Linked DNA regions of Homo sapiens: all the other regions are linked to region 1. The links are chromatin loops, found by intact Hi-C in ENCODE. Cell type or tissue: CD4-positive, alpha-beta T cell. All regions are shown on one strand.

Region 1 (8,000 bases):
ACACCCCCAAATCAATTAATGTAATATACCATATTACAACACAGTAAAGTAGAAAACCTTACAATCATCTCAATAAAGAGCATCTGACAAAACACCATTCATGACAAAAATGCTCTCAACAAACCAGAAATAGAAGCGAACTTCCTCCAATGGAAAAAGGGCATTAATGAAAAACGTGTAATACCATACTTAATGGTGAAAGAATGAGTAATTTCCAGCTAAGATAAAAATGTCAAAAATATGACAAGGACGTCCATTCTCATCACCACTATTCAACACTGTACTGGAAGGTCTAGCCAGTGCAATTAAGCAAGAAAAAGAAATGAAAGGTATCTAGAGTCTAGAATGTAAAGGAAGAAGTAAAACTTTTTATTCATGGAAAGCATTATTTGTAGAAAATCCTATGGAGCCTACAAAAACAACTAATAGAACTATAAAATGAATTCAGCGTAGGATAAGAGATAAACATATAAAAATCAATTGTGTGTGTGTGTATATATATCCACACTCTATATATATGTGTGTGTATATATATCCACACTCTATATATATATGTGTGTGTGTGTACTCTGTGTGTATGTGTGTGGAGAGCACACACATACACACACACACACACACATATGTATATATCAGGGGGGGCAATGAACAATCTGGAAATGAATTTATTATTTTCACCCATAGTAGCAATAAAAATAATACTTAGGAATAAACTTAAGTCCAAGAGGTATACGACAAAAATCACAAAGCAGTGCTGAAGAAATACCTACATAAATGGAGATATATCCTGTGTTAACAGACTGAAAGACTTCAGATTAAGAAAACAATACTCCCCAAGTTGTTCTACAGATTCTTTGCAATCCAATCCAAATCACAGGTGGTTTTGTTTTGCTTTTATGTAGAAATTGACAAAATGATCCTAAAATTCATATGGAAATGCAAATTACCCCAAATAGCCAAAATGAACCTGAAAAAGAAGAACAAAATTGGAGGACGCACACTTCCCATTTTTAAAACTAAATACAAAGCTATAGTAACCAATACAGGATGGTATAAGACAGTATGGCGTAAGATAAACATAGAGATTAATGGAATATAATTGGAAGTCCAGAAATAAACCTTTTCATTTATGGTCAACTGATTTTCAACAAGGAATAGCCTTTTCAACAAATGATATTGGACCAAATATCCACATGCAGAAGAATGAATGTGGACCCTTATGTGATATCATACACAAAAATCAAAAATAGATGACAGGCCTAATGTAAGTGCTAAAACTCCAAAACTCTTAGAAAAAAACATAGATGTAAATCTTTGTGACCTTGGGTCAGGCAATGATTTCTTAGATATGATATCGAGAGCACAAGCAACAAGGACTAAGTTGATAAACTGGACTTCAAAAAAAATTTTTAAATAGTACTTTTTCAAAAGACATTGTTAAAACAAAATGAAAAGACAAGCCACAGACTGGGGAAAAAAAAACATTTGCAAATCATATGTCCTGTAAGGACCTATATCCAGAACACATAAAAAAACTATTACAAACCAATAATAAGATGATGAATAACCCAATTTTAAAATGATTTGAATAGATGTTTCACCAAAGAAGATATCCAACAAGCACACGAAAAGATGTTCACTATCATTAGGGAAATGCAAATCAAAACAGGATACCTCTTCACGTTAACTAGAATGGACATTATCAAAAAAAAGCACAATTGCAAGTATTGGAGAGGGTATGGAGAAGTTGGAACCCTCATACATTGCTAGTCGGAGGGTATAAGATGGTGCACCACTTTGGAAAACAGTTTGGAAGTTTAGGGAAATGCAAATCAAAACAGGATACTACTTTACATTAACTAGAATGGACATTATAAAAAAAAAAAAGCACAATTGCAAGTATTGGAGAGGGGATGGAGAAGCTGGAACCCTCACACATTGCTAGTGGGGGTATAAGATGGTGTACCACTTTGGAAAACAGTTTGGAAGTTTCTGAAAATGTTGAACATAGATATACCACATGACCCAGCAAATCTACTCCCAAGAAAAATGAAAACATTTTTGTACAAAGACTTCTATGGGAATATTCAAAGCAGCATTATTTATAATAACCAAAAAGTGGGCACAACCCAATCAACTAGCAAATGGATAAATAAATGTGTGGCAGTCTAACAGTCTCAGTAATAAAAAGGAATGGACGTACTGAAACCCGCTACAACATGGATCAATCTCAGAAATATGCGAAGTGAAAGAAGATACAAAATACCACATATTATAAAACTCTATGTATATGAAATGTCCAGAATAGGAAAATCTATAGAAATAGGAAATCGTTTAGTGGTTACCTAAGGCTAGGGGTGAGAATGGGGAGTGACCGCAAATGGACATGAGATTTCTTTTGGGGGTTATGGGAATGTTCTACAATTGGACTGTGGTGATGATTGCACAACTATGTAACTATACTAAAAGTTACTGAATTGTACCCTTCAAATATTATGCAAAATATAACTCAAAAAGCTGTATTTTAAGAAGTCTTAAAATTCTAAGTGGTTGTATAAATCCTTTTGTGATGCCAATATTCTCTGGACATTAACTTCTTGGCTGAAGGGATCTACTCTTCTGAAGGAAGATTAATACAAAACCTGCTTGAGAAATTACTTGCCCAGGGTCAATGGCTATGTGTAAGGAGTGAGAGTCAGTGATCTTCCAAAAAGATTTCAGGAAGCTCTATGGTCAATCTTTTTAAAAAATTTAATAGCAAAAACAAAAACAAAAAAAACACCAATGATGTATAATTTGGGCTGTTTTGGAAAGCTAAATGCTGAAATGTTTACTTCTGAAAAAGATGCTTTCTCATCAGATCATTCAGCAGTAATTACACTGACCTAGCACCTAAACATCTTGGTTTAAAAATAAAGTGAACTCCCAACATGTGATAACAAGGCTTAAACTTGTATCTGTTATAAACTTGCTGGTTAATAGAAACTACTTAAAAGGAACCACCTTACGTCATTAGTGTTGCTTCATTTATTTCCTTTGCTTTTCAGCGAGGCGATCCTAAAGAGACGCCGAACCCAGTGACCATCTTTAGCACACGTGATTGTGCTCCTCCTTTTGAGGAACAGATGAGTGAAAATGACAGACTTCTGTATCATACTGCGTTGGCTCATAAGTGTTAACCATTAAAAGACAATATAACTGAGCTTTCCTAAAATAAACCATTTATTGAAAAAAGAACCTTTTTCTTAAATTTCAGTAATCAGCCTTTTGCATTACAAACCTGCAGCTTGCCAACAACAACAAAAAAGGTAAAGGTTTCACAGTCAGTGCACTCAACAAACAGGAGATTAAAAACAAGGTATGGGACGCCTGATAACACTACAACTTCTTTTGAACCTAGAAAGGTCAAAACACTACGCTGATGTCACGGTTCTCAGTCGCGCGAGACACGGAGGAGACAGAGGCGATGGTCCGTGTACAGTAGTAATGGCACTTAACATGCAGCTTCTTTAACCTCGTGGCCACCAGCCCTCCAGAGGGCCTTTTGCCACATCAGACAAACAGGAGCAGCAGGAGAAGTGACGCTTGTCACCTGTGCAGTCTTCAGTCTTGGAAGGTTAAAAAGGCTTATACTGCTTCTCAGCACAGTCTTTATGTAAATATTACATACAGTAGTGATTAAGAGAATTTTCCAAGTCCATATTCTACTAGGCTTCATTCTTCATCTGTGCAAACCTGTGAGGAAGCAGGAGAGAGCTGAGCTCTTGCAGAGCCAGGTGTGTGCTTGTGCATACGCGCAGTATGAGTCTTACGGGGAAGGCCCCATCCACTCATCCTGATGCTCCCAGCACTGTACTGGGCACAGAGGGCAAGGCTTAAGAAATGTAATGAACAATGGCAGAGGTAAGTTACTGCTCTAAAGTTAAGCCTGGGAACTGACTAATGAAAGCATTTTCTAAAACGCCTATATGCACTCTCAGGTCAATATAAATTGTTATGCACTTCATAACTAAGACATAAATTGTTATTTAATTACAAATCCCTAATGTCTCCATAGCTGATCCTGCTGCTTGCCCCTTACTCCCACTTACCAATAAGAGCATCACCCCACTCTTCTGCCCCTTCCTTTCCTTTCCCAGGGACTCTCTCCTGCAGGGCCCTTGCAAGGCTCTTTTCTCCAGGGCTCTGTTCTCATCCCCTTGTCCTCTGTGGACCCTCCCAGCAATACTTCTGTCTCCCACACCTGTGCCCTACCCAAAATCCCTCTTGAGTGCCAGCCCCAGGTATCCAAATGCCCATGTGAAATCTCCAAGCAGATGCTCCAAATGTACCCCAAGCTTCATCCACCAAAGAGGACCCACCACCTCCCGACCCACCCCTCACCCAGCTGCTTCTTTCCCTACCCTGGCAAATAGAGTCTGTGACCTGATGACACAAACCAGAAACCTGGGAGCCACTCTAGACTCCTCCCCTCACTCACCTTTCACATCCAATCAGGGGTCAGCCACGGCACTCTAACTCTTAAATGCCGCTGTTCACTCACCCGGAACGCCCTCTCCCAACCCCTTGGCTGTATCAGAACCTTCTCAATTCCTTTGCCTCTAGAGTGATCTTTCTAAAACTCTATGTCATCATTTATGTTTATAATAAAATGGAAACTCCTTCATGTTGCTCCTGGTTACTGTTCTAGCCTTATCTTCCTGCCCTTGTCCACATCCTGTGTTCACCAGGATCTACCTACACAGGGCTCTGTGACCATCCCACTCTCCCGGAAGGGTGAGCGTTTCCAAGTTTCTTTACTTTGTCTTCCATGCCCCCTCCCCCACTTCTGACCTGGCTGTGGCTCTTAAACAACTAAGGTACCTCATTCTAGAGAAAAAAGAACTGAGATTGGCTGACTTAATTAAATTCCTCTTCTGAGTAACCTTATATACCATTATCACAGCTCTCAGTATAATGATTAGTCATTACCGTCTTGACCCTCCAAGTAGACTATACACTCTCAAGAGTGGAAACTCTTTCATCCAGTCCCATCTAAAAGTCCATTTTACTGTCTCTGGTGTATCTTAAATGCACCATCAAAACAGATCAAGTGGAAGAACCTCAATGAACATTTTCCAAATGAAAAAACACATACAAAAATCCCTGGCATAATAATACATTTAGTTCCTTTCCACTTCAGATATAGCTACTTTAAAGTTTCAAAATTTCATTAACGTCTTGATGCAAAACAGAACTTAAACACTTAAACATGAAAAAGACTATCCAGTAATCTGCCAAACCTTGACAAACGAATGGTCGAGGAGCTGGCTGGCGGTCCATCTCATCTTTGGGTCACTCTCAAGGCAGTGAGAAAGGAAGTCCTTTCCTTCAGGGCTTAATCTTTCAGGGATTGGTGGCTTATGTCCCATCCCCACTTTATACATAATTTGAAAGTTGTGCTCATACTCATGCCAAGGCCTCTAAAAAAGATGTTTTTAAAAAATCAGATTTTAATATTACACAGCCACAAACAACGCAAATGTTCAGTCTGTTTTTAAGCATCTCATCATTAATATATATCAGGGGACAGCAAATTTTTACTGAAAGGGCCAAACAATATTTTAGGTTGACAGGCCATATGATCTCTATCACAACTATTCACTAATCTCATGGCAGCATGGTAGCAGCTATGGACAACACATAAATGAATATGACTGTTCCAACAAAACTTTATTTATAAAACAGGTGGCCAGCATAGTTTGCCTACTCCATTTGGGGTGCACTATTTAGTCCAACAGTATCTAGAAGCCATCATCATGCAACTAAAAAATATATAAAATGACATAAAAAAGTCTATAAAACCCAATTCTCTTATAGGGATGGTTAATATGCTACCTTATTGAAAAATAAAAATTGCATTAGTGCAAAGCTTATTTCATTATGATCCTATGAAAAATGAGATTCACAGGGGAAGGAACTAAGTGTGTATGGCATTCTAATTTCTAAACTATTGTTTCGTCATTGCCAATATGTATTCTTCAATATGAGAACCTGTTCTTTTATGTGTGGCTTTACTGGAATAACACAGATATCACAACTGCCTTTCTATTTTAATGCTAATAGAAATAATGCTAGCTAATATTTACTGAGCACTTATATGTGATCTGTTTCAGCAGCTGCAAGGCATAGCTACATTATAATTAACTGATTTCCTACTAGTAACTTAACACTAACTTTTAACTTAGAAATGAAGGTTTCTAACTTTTTTGCTATAATACTGTATGTGTACGGTAAGCTACCATGTGCAGTTCATGCGTGTCTTTTTACATTTGTATAACTGCTCATTAATATTATCATCATAAGATACATTTTCAGAAGCAGAAAACTTCTTGGTTTAAGTGCTATGCACATTTAAAATTTTGATAGAGATTGGAAATGTCTCCGGAGCAGCCCTACCACATGGAATTTCTGTCCAAAACATGTGTGTTTCTTTATATACTCTCTAAAAGATAGTATTCTCAATCTTTAAAAATGTCACTCAGCACTTCGGGAGGCTGAGGCAGGCGGATCATGAGGTCAGGAGTTCGAGACCAGCCTGGCCAACACAGTGAAACCCTGTCTCTACCAAAGTACAAAACTTAGCCAGGCATGGTGGCAGGTGCCTGTAATCCCAGCTACTTGGGAGGCTGAGGCAGAAGAATTGCTTGAACCCGGGAGGCGGAGGTTGCAGTGAGCCGAGATCATGCCACTTGCACTCCTGCCTGGCGACAGAGCGAGACTCCATCTCAAAAAAAAAAAAAAAAAAAAAAAAAGTCACTCATATGCTAAGTAAAAAAAAAAATGATTTCAATTTAAATATATAATTCTGGTTAATGAGGCTGTCATCTTTTCATGTTTTCTTTTGTTAACAGACAATCTTTTTAGAGCAGTTTTGGGTTTATAGAAAAATTAACTGGAAGGTACAGAGACTTCCCATATCCCCCTCCCTGTCCCACAGTTTCCTCTACTATGTGTAGTTCGCGTTAGTGTGCTCCATTTTTTAGAACTGATGAACCAATGTCAATGCACTACTGTTAACTGAAGTCCATAGTTTACATCAGGGTTCACTCTGTTGCACATTCTATGGGTTTGGACATACACATACTAACATGTATCTATCATCAGTGTATCCTACAGAGTAGGTTTACTCCCCTAAAAATTCTGTGTACTCCACTTACTCGTCTCTCTGTTCCCCCACGTCCCTGGCAACCACTCATCTTTCTACTGTCCCTGTGGTTTTGCCTCTTCCCCAATGTCGTTAAATGGAATCGCTCAGTGTGCAGGCTTTTTAGACTGGCATCTTTCATCACTTAGCCACATGCATTGAAGGTTCCTCCATGTCTTTCTGTGGCTCGACAGGGTGTTTCTTTTTATCTAAAGCTCAGTATACTCCTTTGTATGAATAATCTACTGAAGAACATGTTGGTTGCTTCCAAGTTTTGGTAATTATGAATAAAGCTGCTGTAAACATTCATGTGCGGGTTTTTGTGTGGACATGTTTCCAACTTAATGTTGCTTTTTGTAACTGCTTGCTTCCCTGTGTTTTAATTAGAGGTTTATGCTTCTTAAATTCACTCATAAGAGTTCTCTGTGGCAGATATCTTACAAATATTTGTTTCCTGGTTTGTCATTTGTCTTAATCTTTTGATGGATCAGATTTTTGTATCTAATATCGTTCGCTATTTAGTGTCCACAGTGTTTGTAATAAATAATCAATCCATAACTACTGTTCTGTTAATGCACAGTGCCCTTCTGAAGTTGCTCCGCCAGGTGTGGGGGCTCCGCTTACCTTGCCAGTCACCATCTCTATGACAACACACCCCAGACTCCAGATGTCGGCCGCACGCCCATGGCCCTCTCCTTTGGCACGAGTGATGACTTCAGGTGCCATGTATGCTTTAAAAGTCACAGATATGTTGAGAGTAATGGGTTATAAACACATCAACATGTATTAATAGAGCCAAGCAATAAATTAATATTGT
Region 2 (8,000 bases), 190 kb after region 1:
GGAGTTTGAAGTTACAGTGAGCTATGATCGCACCTCTGCACTCCAGCCTGGGTGACAGAGTAAGACCTATCTCTAAAAATAAAAAACAAAACAAAAGAAAAACCTACACTCTAATATCACCTTAAACCTACTAGAATGACTATTATCAAAAAGGCAAAAGATGACTCGTGTTGGTGAGGATACGGAGAAAAGGGAAGCTTGGCACACTGTTGGGGGAAATGTAAATTGTGGCCATTATGGAAAACAGAATGGAGGTTCCTCAAACAATGAAAAGTAGGGTGTGCATACTGTGTGGGTGTGGTGTGTGTGTGCATGCTGTGTGGTGTGCATGGTGTGACTGTATATGTGTTATGGATTTGTGGTATGTGTGAGGTGTGTATATGATGTGTGTGCATGGTGTAAGCATGGTGTATGTGCATAGTGTATGTACGGTGTGTGTGTGCAGCGTGTGGTGGGTGATCTGTGTGTGGTCTGTGTGTGTACATGGTGTATGGTGTGTTGTGGGTGTGTGGTGTGTTGTGTGAGGTGTGTGGTGTGTGCGGTATGTGTGCACACAGTGTATGTATGGTGTGTGTGTGTGTGTGTGTGTGGTATATTGTTGATGGTACATTAAAGAGAATTAAATCCTAATATTGCAGGGTGGGAAGTCCATAGGTAATGATTAAAAGAGAAAAAAGAAGTACCAGGGTCAGAAGGTTATTTAGAGATTTGAAGGTAAATGCCAACAGGATCAGTTTAAAGAGTCGAAGTGTTTGCCTCTGGGGAGAAGGAAATTCAAGCTTTTTTATAGAACTTTTTGACTCTTTAAACTATGAGCATATATAAAGTTGACTTTTAAAAACTAATTAAAAGAATTTTTAAATGTTCCAAAACAGGTTGGATGAGTACACACTTCATCATGATTGTGGCTGAGGGAGACTGGGTTAGAGAAGAGAGGATGAGCCAGAAAGTTCCAGGGACTGGGGAAAAGTTAAAAGGAGAAAATGTTCACAATTGTTAACTGCAGGTTGTGGGAAAGTTGGTAAGTTGCTTCAATGTTTGCTCCCTCTGTACTTTTTCATATATTTAACATTTCTTAAATTAGCTTAATAATGAACTACGTAATCAGCTATAGAGTTGAGGGTGTGGAGCTTACACAGGACAGCTGAGCTACCGGTTTAAAATGAATGGTATTTTTTAAAATGACTATTTGGAGGATTAACAGAAATAGAACACCCAAACAAGGGTTGATAAGAAAGGACCCCAGGGCTCTGTCTCAGCTCTCCTGGCCACACCTGGAGGACATGGGCCTCTCCAAGGTCTCACGCTTTCAGGAGGTGTTGATGAAGGATATGGAGAGACCTGAAGCTCTGGGCGCTGCGCAGTCTGAGAAGAGAAGCTCCAGGAACGTGGGAGCTGAGTGCAGATACCGGAGGGCTGTCATCCAGCAGAGGGAGTAGGTGACGACTGGCCTAGCGAGGGACCCTTATCAAGGCTACATTTGTAGATCACTTTGTTTGTGTGGGGCACTGCTGTGACTGCATTAAATTTCCACTTACCTAAATCCATTTTTGTGCACTTGTTTTCTACTCTTGTAAGAAACACAACAGCGTCAACCTCAAAACAGTAATCTAGTCAAAGGAGCAATTCCCAAGGCACGACATGTGGGGAATTCAGATTCATCAGCACCCACAGAGACTACAGTGATTATTGATAACGCCAACTTAACGCCTGGCCAGCAGCATGGATCCTGACCTCCACTATTCTTGTGTGTTTACGGAATCACACAAAAGTGCAGTGTTTTCATTTTTGCTGCTTGTTTCACAGGTCTGTATAACCCACTTTTAAAGTCAAAAAGGCCAATAAAAGTATAAACTCAGTACAATGTATAATATACCTATTTCATATACATATGAATAGATATACACTTTTACACATGTATGCATATGTATCATATGCGTCAATTACTAGATGGAATAGAATTTTTTTTTTTTGAGACCGAGTCTCTGTCACCCAGGCTGGAGTGCAGCGGCATGATCTCAGCTCACTACAACCTCCGCCTCCCAGGTTCGAGCGATTCCTCTGCCTCAACCTGCTGAGTAGCTGGGATTACAGGTGCGTGCCACCATGCCCAGCTAATTTTTGTATTTTTAGTAGAGATGGGGTTTCACCATGTTAGTTAGGCTGGTCTCGAACTCCTGACCTAGTGATCTACCCACCTCAGCCTCCCAAAGTGCTGGGATTACAGGCATGAGCCACCATACCCCACCTAGAATTTTTTAAAATTGAAATATTTTCCAGTTTTTAAGCATATCAGCATATCAGCTAACTTTAAAGTGTTAATGTCACTGTACTTATAAATTATTGAAGCTTAAACTTTAGAATAGTGGAGGATAAGTTAAACGTAGCAAAAAGATTTCTCCTTTATTACTTCTTTTTTTAAAAAATATTTTTTTTTTTGGCACAAGCTCTCGCTCTGCTGCCCAGGCTGTAGTGCAGTGGTGCAATCTTGGCTCACTGCAGCCTTGTCCTCCTGGGCTCAATCATCCTCCTACCTCAGCTCCCGAGTAGCTGGGGCTACAGGCGTGCGGCCACCACACCCGGATAATTTTTTTGGTATTTTTTGTAGAGATGAGGTCTTGCCATGTTGCCCAGACTGGTCTTGAACTCCTGTGCTCAAGCAGTTCTCCTGTCTTGGCCTCCCAAAGTGCTGGGATTACAGGAGTGAGGCACTGCACGTGCCCTATTGCTTCTTTAAATAAGGGACAAGAGATATAAAGAGAAAACAGGAAGTACCTTCTCCCTCTGTAACTTATGAGGTAAGCAGCTAATTGATCATATGGTAAAGAAGAACCAAATAAAATTAGTGTCTCAAAATATCAGGAGCACTGCTTCTGTGAAATCAGTTAAAGTACATGTCCATATTAGTCATCCATTGATACACATGCTTATTTTCCTAAGTGAATTCTCCACAATTCTGAAAACCAGTGAAAAGATTATCTCATGTTAGTTCTACACAAAACCAAGCATCGCATGTGACTCTCCATGTTTCAAGGCATACACATCCCTTTCCACCGAGGATCAAAGTGCCCTACACCAAGGATCAAAGTGCCCTATGGGAAGCAACTTCTTGCCTTTTAAACCAGATTCAGTAAACAAAAACTGTTTTGCATAGCTGACAAAAGATCACACTGATTGCACAAAACAAGGTCAGCCTGTGGAAGGAAGCTTACAAGGTCAAATGGGGCACGTTAAGGAGGCGTAACCCATCACATTGACTTTTCTGCTGTTAGAATTTTTTTCTGGTAAAAAATACAGGTATCAGGATTCCCTGTGTCCAGCAGGTGTTAGAACAGAGGAAGACAGAGGGCGGCCTCCTGCAAAACATCTCCTACCCTTGCCAGTTTCCAATCCAGTGTCCAGGGGCTGGAGCATCAGGGCTCCCCGTGCTTGCGCTTGGAAGCAGAAACGCCCTCAAGCCCCAGTTCTCTCAGGGGCTCCGACCCACCTACCTGGGGTTCAGCCCCGGAGCCAGCGGCTGGACCGAACGGGGTCGCGCCCTGGAACACAGGGCGGGCGAAGGAGAAAAGCCCAGCTGGCAGCGCATGGGCGAGCGTCCTGCCTTTCCCAGCGGCCTTGGCCTGGCCATCATGGGCTTGCGGGAGGGGTCCGCCCACCCGCGCCCCCGCCCCGGGCCCCAGCCCCGTGCCTGCGCCTCTGCGGAGCGCAAGCGGCCTTGTTCCTCTCCCGCGGGGGACCCTTCGCGAGCTCCAGAAGCATCAGTGTCCTCCGGGCGGCCGCGGGCCCGCTGCGGCTCCCACCCTGGCGCCCCTGGATTGCTCTCCCCACTCTCAGCCTTACGCCCCACTCCTTCCACCCCGAATTTTGCAGCCTCAGGACTTGAACCATCTGCTGGCTGAAGTCACTTGGGACAAAACCCACGACAGGTTTTGGGAGCTGGACACTCCCTCCCAAGGAGGCGAGGGCGCGCAGCGAAGTGTGGGGTGTGCCGCCCCCTGCCGGCCTGGGTGACGTTCGCTTCTGCTTCCACGCTGCCCAGCAATGTCCAATTGGAACGTTTGGAAGGCAAGGCTGAGAATAAATGCTGTTTGCAAATTCCAGAAAAGAAAAAAAAATGTTGTTCTTCTATTTAGCAAAAGGTTTTCCCAGCCAAGCCAGCACTTCTGTGGGTAGTATTTAAGTCTTAAGTGCGTCAGAGCTGTTGCCTGCAGGCGCTGGTATTGCCCAAGGGGAAGTATCAGGACAATGTCTACGAAAACTCCAGGATCTTGGATGAAGCAACCTTTCCACATTAAGTTTGTAGCATAATCTACCAGGTCTCCTACGATTTACCCGTCATGCAAAAGGAGCAAGTTTCTGCAAAACAGGGCTTTCAAAGAGCCTTTTCAGGAGAAGAAAATGTTGGAAGAGCTAATTTGTTGCCTACTTGTTGTTCACTTTGCAACTAAAACTAATCCCCTTAAAGGTATTTATGGGTATGAATGATAAATAATGAAAAGGATCAAAATAGGAATGTTTCATTCACTTTAACCTGGCCCATGCTGTGCACTTCAGGCCCTAGACTCTGGTTTGAACTCTGTGATTTCTATCATTCCTTGGCTTTGTTTGCTTCATTGCTTGGGCTTTCAGACTGATCAGAGTTCTGTGAATACAGTAGGTGCTCAATAAATCCTTAATCTGGGTACTACCATTGATGCCTGTGGCAGTGACTGCAGATGGGCGGGCTCCTGCAGCAGCGAGGCGTGGGGCTAGAGGGCCTGGCTCTGGCATCCAACCCTGCTCCATCTGCCACAAAAGCTGTGTGACTTTGGGGAAGTTATGAACCTCTGCTGAACTCTCTGTGGGTAAAATGAGAGTAGTAGCAATAGCACCTCCCTCATAGGGTTGGAGTGAGGAGTAAATGAAATAACCTGTGTAAAGAACCTGGTATGGTGCCTAGTGTTGTGTAAACTACTAATTGGACAGGGGAGTAGTATCCAGAATATACAAGGAACTCAAACATCTCAACAGCAAAAAACCAATGCAGTTAAAATACGGGCAAATGATCTGAGCAGACATTTCTCAAAAGAAGTCATACAAATGTCCAACAAATATATGAAAATGTGCTCAATATCACTAATCATCAGCGAAATGGAAATCAAAACCACTATGAGGTATTAGCTCACCCCAGTTAGGATGGCTATTATCAGAAAGACAAAAAATAACACATGCTGGTGAGGATGCAGAAAAAAAGGGAACTTTTCTACACAGTTGGTGGGAATTTAAACTAGTACAATCTCTCTGGAGAACAGTATGGAGGTTCCTCAAAAAACTACAAATAGAAGTACCATATGATCCAGCAATCTCACTACGGGGCATTTATCCAACAGAATGGAAATCATTATATCACAGAGTCATCTGCAGCCCCGGGTTTATTGCAGCTCTGTTCACAATAACCAAGACATGGAATCAACCTAGTTGTCTGACCACACATGAATGGATAAAGAAAATGTGGCATATACATACCATGGAATACTATTCAGCTATAAAAAATAATGAAATCCTATTATTTGCAGCAACATGGATGAAGCTAGAGTACATTATGTTAAACAAGCCAGGAGCAGAAAGATTAACACTGTATGTTCTCACTCATAGGTGGCAGCTAAAAGAAGTTGATCTCAAGAAGTAAAAAGTAAACAGAAGATACTAGAGGCTGAGAAGGGTCCCAGGAAGGGAGGGATAGGGAGAGAGTTGTTAAAGGCTACAAATTACAGCTTGAAAAGAGGAATAGTTCTAGTGTTCTACACCACTGTAGAATGTCAACAGTAGTATAGTGAATAGTGTCAAATAGCTAAAAGGAGGATGTTGAATGTTTCCAACACAAATATATAATAAATGATAAACATTTGAGATGACATATATGCTAATTACCCTGATTTGATCACTATACATTATATGTATTGAAACATCTTATGTACCTTATGAATATGTACAATTATTATTTGTTGACAAGCATTTTTTTTTGAAAGCTTGATCTCATATAATTAGAGTAGAATAGTGGTACCAGAGGACGAGGAAGGTAGTTGGGGAGAGAAGAGAAGTTGGTCCATGGTTTCAAAATTCCAGTTAGACAGAAATAATAAATTCTGGTGTTCTATTACACACTAGGGTGACTATAGCTAATAATAATATATTGTATATTTCAAAATAACTAGAAGAGAAGATTTTGAATTTTCTCACCACAAAGAAAGGATAAATGTTTAAAGTGATAGATATGCTGATTACCCTAATTGATCATTATACAATATATCCATGCACTGAAACATCACACTGAACCCCATAAATATGTACAATTGCTATGTGTCAATTACAAATGAAATGAAACATTTAAAAAAGAGCTTAGTAAAGTGATTAGTATGTAGGCATTAATCAATCAAGTATAGATATTATTATTCCTCCTCCCAGTAGTAAATTGCAGTACAGTGGTTAAAAGTAATCACTTAAGACCTAGATATTTGGGTTAGAACCTGGCTCCACCAATTTCCATTGGCATACTTTGGGCAAATGAGTTTCAATGTCCTGATCTATAAGTGGTAATAATAAAAGAGAAAAATCTGGTGATTGTAGCGTGGTATAGGCAATTCATAGTGCTGTTAGTGCCTGGCACAGATGGAAAACCTACAATAAATCATAGCTAGTACTAAAATAAAAATTGTAAGGATATGTTTAGATTAGCCACCAATGCTTAATTGTCCTCTAAGGTAATAATGTCTTTGTCTAATTTTACCTTTCCACTTATTTTCTTATCAAAATGTTGATAGCTAGGGATTGCCAGAGGGTCTGAACTCAGTGACACCTTCCCACCTGAAGGTCAAGGGCTGTCTGCAGCCCCTGGTGGAACCCTGGTTGCCGACATCAGTCCTTCCGCTTAGAGCAGTTCTTGTGCAGTCTTTGATGCAAGGTAATTTTGGAAGAATTGCTTCAAGGATGTTCAATGGTGACTGCTACCGATTGCAGCCTGGTGGGTAGAAAGGATATTCAGAGAGATCAAATGCAGTGGCCTTAGCTCCCACAGTTACTCATATATTGAAACTTGGTTTTGCAAAGTAGGTCAAATGAAACTAAACAACATTTGCAATAATCCATCACTGCTCACAGACAGGCAAAGGTTCTGGAAAGGACTGGGCTTGAGGTGAGTTACGGGTTGGTGTTCCCTTGCCTGCAGATTCTTTCGAAACAATGTCCCTACAACTTACTGAACTGGAATGTCAACTCAGTGGATTCTTTCTTCTTTGGCCACTCTTAAGGGACTCAGGTACTGTTGGATTCAAAAAAGGGCTTTTACAAATTCAAGCAACCACCTTTGCTTACTGAGCTCTAACACTAAGAACCAGAGGACCTATTCTTTCATAAAGGTCAGATGATCTTTGAAAAGTGTGTGTGTGTGGGGGGGGGGGCATTTTCTCCACAAATGACATTGTCTTTTCCAAGGTGTCTGGGGCTCCCCAAGTTTGTGGCATACCCTGCCTTGGTGGCTTGTCATGGCCTTTGGGTTAAAATGCACAATATTTAGCAAGGCAGTCTCCCCTCCCCCAGTCATCTGGCCCAGTCTAGTTTCTTCTCTCACCCCTCCCCCAGTACTCCTCACCTGCTTATTCCGGTCTAACCAGGTGTCTCAGTCAGCTGGGGCTGCCATCACAAAACACCACACACGGCAGTTGAGGTGGTAGGGTTGGGGTTTAGACACAGACATTTATTTCTCGCGGTTTTGGAAGCTGGAAGTCCAAGAACAAGGTGTCAGCAGATGCGGTGTCTGATGCAATCTCTTTCTTTGCTTTTAGACAGCCCAACTCCTCGCTGCACCCTCACATGGCATCTCCTCGGCTTCTGCGAGGAGGGAAAGGGACGGGGTGTGTGAGTGTATGTGTGTAGATTGCTGTCTTCCTCTTCCGTTACGGGCACTAATCCCATCATAGGAACCACACCCTCATGAGCTGATCTAACCCTCATCACCTCCAAAG
Region 3 (8,000 bases), 110 kb before region 1:
ACTATTTTGGATATAGTTTGAGTGCAAGAGCTTCCATGTCTTGTATTACAATGCTTTATAGAAATATGTCTTGAAAGTGTTCATAAGATCCTAAGATTGAGTTATAATTGTAAAACAGCAACTTTAGTCTATTTGTCTCTGGCCTGTTGGGTACAACCACCAATTCAATCCAATATGATACAATGTACTTTTCCTTGTCATAGACTTCACTCAACATTGGTCTCCAAGTATGTACCCTTCTACGGTGGTATAGAAAAAGGAAAAACTTGTCCAAACAGGGCAGAGACAGTAGGAGATGATTTGGACAGGAACTGTAGCTGTTTGAAGAGAGATAAGTTTGTGTAATCAAGGGAAAGGAGACAGTTGACTGAGATTTAAAAGATGTTTATAATTTTAAATGTCTTTTTACCCTCTAGCAGTTGGTCTCTATTTAAGCAGAATTTAAATTTAACAAAGCAATACTGATTACGCTTTTTCATTGAAACCTGCATTTATGTGACTTGCATACACCTATGGAGATTCCAAAATCTGTTAGTTTGCAGTGTGAAATCCTGTATGTTTCTACTGTCATAACCCCTACCCAAATTTCAAGTGGATGGTTACGAATTGGATTTCTCATTTGGAGTTAAGAAATAAGAAACAGGATTTGGAATCAGAGTCCACAAGAGTACTATATTTTTTTTTGATTGATGGTAAAGACTTGCTAAGTTTATGGCAGGATTGTGGAGATATTTTTCTCAGGATGCATTAGTGTATTTGTTTCTGGTGGAAATTAAGATGGGCAACAAATTCAGAAAGCAAGGCAGATTTTTATCCATCACAAATTAATTAAATTATTTAGAACAAACTCCAAATGAAACTCAAGAATTAACCATCTAAGACAACTGGCATCTCAATGCCGGGTGCAATGAAGGGTAGGTAGTCTAATGTCACTGAAGGACCTAGAAGCACCTCCATCCAGGTATACCCAGTGATGCTCTGTGCCTTCTTCCCCAGAGGAAGCACCTCCATCCAGATGCACCCCAGCAATGACCTTTGCCTATGTCCCCGGAGGAAGGCTTCCTAGGGCTTTGGGCCAAGCGATAGTGGAAGCATTTTTAAACAATCCGAAGCGGGAAGGGAAGATTCCTCCCTCTAGAGGAGGAGTCCTGGCTACTGGAAAAAGAGAATACAGTAGAAAGGGAGGGTGATGATCCTGGGTGGCTCGTGGGCACCTCATGGTGATAAGCCAGTGCAAACTATCCCCAGGTTTGAGAGAATCCTCGCCAGGATTCTCCGTTTCTGGTATCCCCATAGGTGTTAGCAGGGCTGTTCGCTTTTCCTGGTTCCTTTTCCTTGCTCTAAATAATTGACAGACTTCCTCTGTCAATTATTTCACAGTAACCAAGGCCATGTAAAAAGAGTGTTTAGGAAGCCTTGCTGGGCCACTGATCAGCCAGAGGAGGAGACAGTTTGTGGGGAATTCAGCAGCTTAACTAGCAGATGACTCTGCAGCGTCTATGCTGTAACTCTCCTCTGCTTCCCTCTGAGTTAAGATAGAAACTGTTCATGGCTTTAATTGTGTCTTCTGGTGTATGAGTCACTCTGAGCTTAGACAGTCATCAGCATTCATGATTTGCAGCTGATTTTCTAAGGAAACGGCAGAAAAAAATGTTTCCTTGAGACACGGAGCCCTTCCATCTCTGTGTTCGCTTTCCTCTAGCAGAGCTATGGCTTTGTCTCTTTTCTCATTAAATATTTGTTAAGAGCTTGGTGTGTTACCAAGTAAGTTCAAAGCAGTTACCAGCCCTGGCGTGGTAAAGCTCTCATGCAAAAGGCCATGCTGATACAAAAGACAAATAGAGACAAAACAAGCAGTAAAGACAGCTTGGCTAACAGCAGGACACACCGAGACACTGAGCAGAGAATTTTATTCTAGTGGCAGCAACCAACCTCATAAATAACAACTTGAAAGTAATGTAATCTCGATGGATGATTTTTAGAGGGTTGCTTTGTCTTATTTTTGCCTAGATTTGTAGGCAGGAAAGGCCAAGTCAGGCTGGCTTGGCATGCTGAAGGAGGAAGGGAGGATGGAGCCGGCTTCGTTAGGTAAAAAGAAGGAAGAAAGTTGGAAGAAGTGGGGTGAAGGGTAGAATTTCATTGCCTTTCCACTAAGCAGGATATGCCATTTAATCTCTAGGGAAAGGTGGCCAAGACTGGCTTTTTTTTTTTTTTTTACCTCTCTGACATTGTGGGTTTCAAAACAAAACAGAAAGATTAGGAGAATCTATTAATGTCAGGGTTAAAAAAAAAAAAAAAAAAAGGCAGGGGGTGGGAAGGATTGCCAGTGACCTAATTGTCCTGGAAAGGGCCAGTAAAATGAAATGAAACACAGTGGACACCACCACCCCACACCCCCAGCCCTGGCGCCCTGCGTCCAAATTCAGTGTTGCTGTGAACAGGCTCTATGAGCTGGAGCCTGCCACTGAATATTCCTGGACTGTGATGCTTATGGTTTTAAACGGCTGTTGGATGCACAGCTACACATCTTCCTTGAATGGGGAAGGCCACATGGTGGCAAGAAGGGAGTGAGAATTTGGAGCACCAGCCTGCAAAATTACACATCCTGCCTCCCCTGCTACAGGCTGCGTCACCTTTGGCGAGCCACAGAAACTCTCTGAGTCCAAATAACAGGGCCAATTACAATGGTTGCTTCATAATGCAGAATGAGATACTCCGTCTGAAAGTGCTTTAGAAATTCCTTAAAGCACATCAAATTTAGGATTGAAATTGGAATTTGTGTCCAGGGGAGGAGGAAGAGTCAGGGGGACCGGTGGTGGCGAGGGTGTCTTGATCTTTCTTCCCATTGGTTCATCACTTGGACAGGTAACTTCAACACACTCAGCTACATTTGAAGTAAAGGGGATGGAATAGAGTTGACCAAGATTCCAATAGTTTTCTAATAAAGGGTTTAGAATTTTTTATTTTCCTCTTGGGAAGTTGTTACTTCCTTTCACCACCCCCACCGCATCCCACACTTGATGAGTGTTTGCCGCTGTATTTGTGTAACGCTCAAAAAAGGAGAGTGAGCTCTATATTGCCTCTTACAACACTACTGCGTGTAGTGGTGAAAATGATATCTGTTTCTCGCTGGAATAATAATAAACATTTGTAACATACTTCAGGATGTGTAAGTCACTTCAGATTTGCTACTCGAGAAGGGATTTGGCAGTGGCCAGGAGGCCTGGCAGAAGTTGGTCTGCTCCTATCTGGAAGATGGGATCAGGGCCTGGTAACAGGTCAGGAACAGCGGCAGCAAGGGCTGTGCGTGCAAGAGGGTTGGGAGCTCCGAGTTGCTGGAGAAACTGCAGAGCAAGTCATGTGATTACTAGAACCTGTCTGAAATTAACGACCACGGAGAATGGGAGTCCTCAACTCTACTTTCCCGAGAGGAAGCAGATATTCCACCCAGCCGAGCCTTGGGGCAAAAAGGCAGTCAGGTCTTCCATCTGGGTTGGGGGCTTGTGCTTTAGCACCTCCTCTGGGTAAGGGTGCCTCAATTTTGAATCTGTTCATGTGCTTATTGACCAAGGTGTCACCAGGTAGGTCTGAAAACCTAACAAGACAACCTAGTGGGACAGAGCAGTCTTTGGCACATGAGTCATAAAAGGAGACCTACTAGAGGCCGGTGTTTCTGAATCTCCACCCTGAAAGGTATACGACCTGCTGATTTTGTGGGCTTTCCTGTGTATGCCATTCTAATCCCAGACACTAGCAGACTGATTCACTTTTCTGCCAGCACTGGAAACTGTCTCCAGGTGTGTGACTGCTAGCTGACCTGCTAGGTGAGGCCTGAATTTGAATTTCCCCCTCCTTATGCATAAAGTACTTTTTGCACATTGTATTTTCAAACTGTAAAACAAAACAATCTTTCCTTCTTCTATTCCTTCTTCCTTCTTCTTCCCTGCTTTGCCTAGGAGCTCCCCCGAGGGAGGTCAGCTGTCATTCTGATGGCCTCAGGATGATGCTGTGGGTGCTGGGCCAGCACTTTCATTTTGCTGTCATTGCTGGGCTGGGGAAACTCCTTCTGCCTGCAGACCCTCCTGCCCGGCAGCACAGGGAAGGCAAGGTGGCCTCTCAGGAGCCTCCTCTATGGTAACCTCTCTGTGGGGAATCCTGGCCACATCAATGTGCTATCATCTGCTTTCATTCTATGTGTTAAAATTTTATACAAAGTGAACCTAGCTCTCCAGCCCTGCCTGGCTGCCTTTCTGACTCTCTGAGAAGTGAGAGAAGATGGAGGGCGGCAGCTTCCTGATGTTTGTCAACTTGACCAGGCAACAACTGGGTGTGGGCCACCCCCTACCCCACAAATGAAAATACAAGGGAAGTCTGTGGTGTTCTCGATAAGAAAGCTGTTGATCCCCCAAAGAGAGTGTCGCTGTGGCTTTTCCAACCCCTGCATGACCTTGAGAGAAGCAGTTTGTTCTGCTAACTCTGCAGCCGGCTTCCTCTATGCTTCTCCTCCCTGCCTGATTAATGACAGGGCTGCTTTTTCTCATTTCAATTCAATCTAAGCAGGAGTTTTCACTCTTTGAGTTCCAAACAGGTTTTGACTCCTTCACTTGTCCTGATAGGTAGTTACTCAGCTCCAAGATGTCAGAAAGGGAGTGTCCCTGAGTGGCCCCTGTCCTAACCCTTCATATCACTGCCTTTGAGCCTGTCAAAATGTGGAGTTGGGCAGGACCTACTGGCTACCTCTGCTGGGAGGACACAGCCTCAAATTTGGGTCCCCTCTTTGAAGGTCCAAAGAGTCATCCTTATCAGTTCCCAGATGGTGATCGCCTTCCCAGAAGAGGGTTCAGTAACCGGCTGTAGGTGGACATGATCCTAAAACTGATCATCTCTCCCTTCAGAGTAGCTGAACAACAGTGGCTTTGGCGAGTCAAGTCGGATGGAAAGGAATTTAAAAGACCCGTGACCCATGATGAAGGGAATTTAAAGCCTCTCAGACCCGCCTAGGCCTCCTTCTGCCTGTGGCTCTAAGATTCTAACCCAAAGGCAAAGCCCTGCCTCCTGGACTGAGCAAGCGGCCCACGAGTTTATCTGTTGGGACAACCTTTTCCTCTTTTTCCTCTGTCACCTGCGGGTACCTTTTACTTCTGAAGTGTGTCCACGCTGCACAGCTGAAACAAGCAAACACTGCCTGACTTCACCTGGAGTCACACACCCTGACGGCTCCACATCACGAGATCCCTCTGCTTCCACCAGTGATGGGCTAGCGGGGTTGCTTCCAGAAACTGACGAAAAGCAACCTTCCTTCTTTTCTTTTCTAGTTCTAAGGGGTGTATCTCCTGGGAGACCTCAGGAAGTGACAGGGAATTGTTATAAATAAAGTTTCGGTGCTGCAAAAGAAATAGCACTCGAATATAAAATTTTCTTTTTAATTCTCAGCAAGGCAAGTTACTTCTATAGAAGGGTGCACCCTTACAGATGGAGCAATGGTGAGTGCACACTTGGACAAGAGAGGGGAAGGGGTTCTTATCCCTGAAGCCCATGGCCCCTGCTGCTGTGTCCTTCCCCTATTGGCTAGGGTTAGACTGCACAGGTTAAACTAATTCTGATTGGCTAATTTAAAGAGAGTGACGGGGTGAGTGGTTTGGCGGGAAAAATGGTTATGACAGGGGACGGAATCAGAATGAGTCAGGGTAGAGTAGGTAATTGGAATGAGTCAGGGTGGAGCAGGTCATCGGAAGGAGTCAGGGTGGAGCAGGTAATCCGAATGAGTCTGGGTAGAGCAGGTAATAATCCGAATGAGTCAGGGTGAAGCAGGTAATCGGAATGAGTCAGGGTGGAGCAGGTAGTTGGAAGGAGTCAGGGTGAAGCACGTAATTGGAATGAGTCAGGGTGGAGCAGGTAATCGAAACAGGTTGCTTTACGAGGAAGTTAAGATTAAAAGTAGAAGGCAAAGAATTGAACATACTGACATATTGATTCTTTGAAAAGAAATTTAGAACTCATATCTAACAGAATCTATAACTGGACCAATGAAATGAGTAAGCTATGTTGAATCAAGCAACAAAGATGTTACTTTTACATCTAAGTCATTTTCTGATTTATTCAAGAAGTATTCAGCACCTAATATGTGTCAGGCATTGCGTTTGGTACTTGGGAAATAGTGGGAAGCAAAGGCAGCTACTGTCCTGCCCTCAGAGAGCTTGCAGTCTGGTTTTCTTTCTTTTTTTTTTTTTTTTTTTTGAGAAGGAGTCTTGCTCTGTCACCCAGGCTGGAGTGCAGTGGCCAATCTCGGTTCACTGCAGCCTCTGCCTCCCAGGCTCAGATGATTCTCCTGCCTCAGCCTCCCGAGTAGCTGGGATTACAGACAGGTGCCACCGTGCCCAGCTAATTTTTATATTTTTAGTAGATGGGGTTTCACCATGTTGCCCAGGCTGGTCTTGAACTCCTGACCTCAAGTGATCCTCCCACCTCGACCTCCCAAAGTGCTGGGATTACAGGAGTGAGCCACCACATCTGGCTGCAGTCTGGTTTTCTAAAGATCTTATCATAATCTCTTACAAAACGGTTCTACTTGCCACATGTTATACTAATCAGCATTAACAGGACAGAACCATCCATCCATCCCATGTTTGGGCACAAATGGACCTTGTTCTGTTTTCTCCTCTCTTAGTAAAGCTTTATGTATAGGACAACAAACAAACAAACAAGCAACAACAAAAGACCATATCAGGTTAGCAAGTCAGCATGCCAAATGGAATGTAGCAGAAGCAATCCAGAAATTGCTTTAATTTAGATCTCACTTAAAATTCTTTATCAAGTTAAAGAATTTAAGTATCTGAATTTACATGATACTGGAATGATAGATGGGAGAAAAATAAAAGAATCACGATCCGTGCAGGCTAAGAGGAACAACACTTCCTGATTCTGCCTTTTTATTCTATGAACTTTTAGCCAGCTAGTATTTACTGAGCACTTACTGTTCCAGGAACTGTTTTGAGTAGTTAGGCACAGAGAGTTTAAGTGACTTGCCCAGGGTCACACAGGAAGTGATGGAGCAGAGATTGGGGCCAGGAGGTCTTTGAGTGGAGAGCCTTTCACTTTGGCACAACCCAGCCCTGCCCTGCATTTGAGGAGCCAAGCTCTGGAGGTGAGGCCATGTGTCCAACTGGTCAGTGTAGTAAGTGATGTGTTCTCAAACCTGTGGCCTCTGAGGTGCCACTCCACGGGGCTATGGAATAAAAAGAGAAGCATACTCATTAATGGACAGCTATTTTCAGCTGCAGTCATTACACTCGCTACATTTGTCACGTGTTGATTATGTATTAAGCATTGTGCTAAACCTTTCCTAGCCATTACCTCATTTAATAACACCGCTATGTGAACAGGCAATTCACCTGTTAAATGAGGCGAGAGGTTGGATGACTTGCCTAAGGCCGAACAGAGAGGAGGAGAGCTGAGATTCCAAAATCCCCTTTTCCACCACACTTTGAAATAAGCAAATGTCAAATGCTATGCAAGTTTTTATTTTAACACCCAAGGATGATGTTAAGCAAACATCTGCTAGGATCAAACCTGTGCATGCTAATTCGCTGCAGAATGCCTGTCGCCGCCCAGCAGGCATTCTTTAACAAACGTGCACCCAAGCTCAGTCCAGGGGGCCAGGCACTGGGGTCAGCACCTGGAGAACAGAGATGAGAGGGGTGCAGCTGCTGTCCTTGGTAGGGACCCAGTCTAGTGGAGAAGGCTCATAGACCCAGCATGGTAGAGCAGTGAGTTGATGATTAGACTGGAGGTACACAGGGAGTGCAGGGAAGGGGACAGCCCAGCCATCCTGTGCAGGGCGCAGCGACGTCCCCGTGAAGCAGCATCACAAGCCAGGTGCTGAGGAATGAGGGGAATTGTGAGATGTTGGCAAGAGGAGAGGTGGTTCAGTAGGTGGCAGGAGCATATGCTGGCATCACCAAGTGGCTAAATGGGTTTATTCAGGCAGCCAGGCACCCGAA

Evidence for each region. Peaks named below come from ENCODE experiments on the same cell type or tissue, not always from the same donor. Only the 100,000 strongest peaks of a DNase experiment are listed, where the experiment ranks them.
Region 2: a loop joins it to region 1, with 2.5 times the contacts of the local background. A loop is called at or near these places in 10 of 110 quality-filtered maps.
Region 3: a loop joins it to region 1, with 2.2 times the contacts of the local background. A loop is called at or near these places in 2 of 110 quality-filtered maps.

The regions. Positions count from the first base shown.
Region 1 is chr6:161,112,582-161,120,581 of GRCh38, reverse strand. MAP3K4 (mitogen-activated protein kinase kinase kinase 4) reads right to left here. Exons shown (of 27, transcript NM_005922.4): 25 at 7,808-7,914; 26 at 5,280-5,459; 27 at 3,202-3,732. The coding sequence ends at 3,712. Among named protein-coding and RNA genes, the nearest start is that of AGPAT4-IT1, 45 kb to the left of the region's middle. RefSeq lists an enhancer at 5,004-5,073. In CD4-positive, alpha-beta T cell, no CTCF peak of the experiment used is centred here; a DNase peak (open chromatin) is centred at 3,061.
Region 2 is chr6:160,926,860-160,934,859 of GRCh38, reverse strand. It overlaps LOC102724087 (a long non-coding RNA gene), which reads right to left. Exons shown (of 6, transcript NR_187757.1): 2 at 7,628-7,754; 3 at 6,844-6,997. Among named protein-coding and RNA genes, the nearest start is that of MAP3K4, 61 kb to the left of the region's middle. RefSeq lists an enhancer at 3,849-4,143. In CD4-positive, alpha-beta T cell, a CTCF peak has its summit at 3,999 (motif pointing left); a DNase peak (open chromatin) is centred at 3,989; H3K4me3 peaks cover 333 bases.
Region 3 is chr6:161,222,878-161,230,877 of GRCh38, reverse strand. All of the region lies in intron 2 of AGPAT4 (1-acylglycerol-3-phosphate O-acyltransferase 4), which reads left to right. Among named protein-coding and RNA genes, the nearest start is that of AGPAT4, 47 kb to the left of the region's middle. RefSeq lists silencers at 4,192-4,497, 7,500-7,742. In CD4-positive, alpha-beta T cell, no CTCF peak of the experiment used is centred here; DNase peaks (open chromatin) are centred at 1,517 and 4,257; H3K4me3 peaks cover 923 bases; H3K27ac peaks cover 1,773 bases.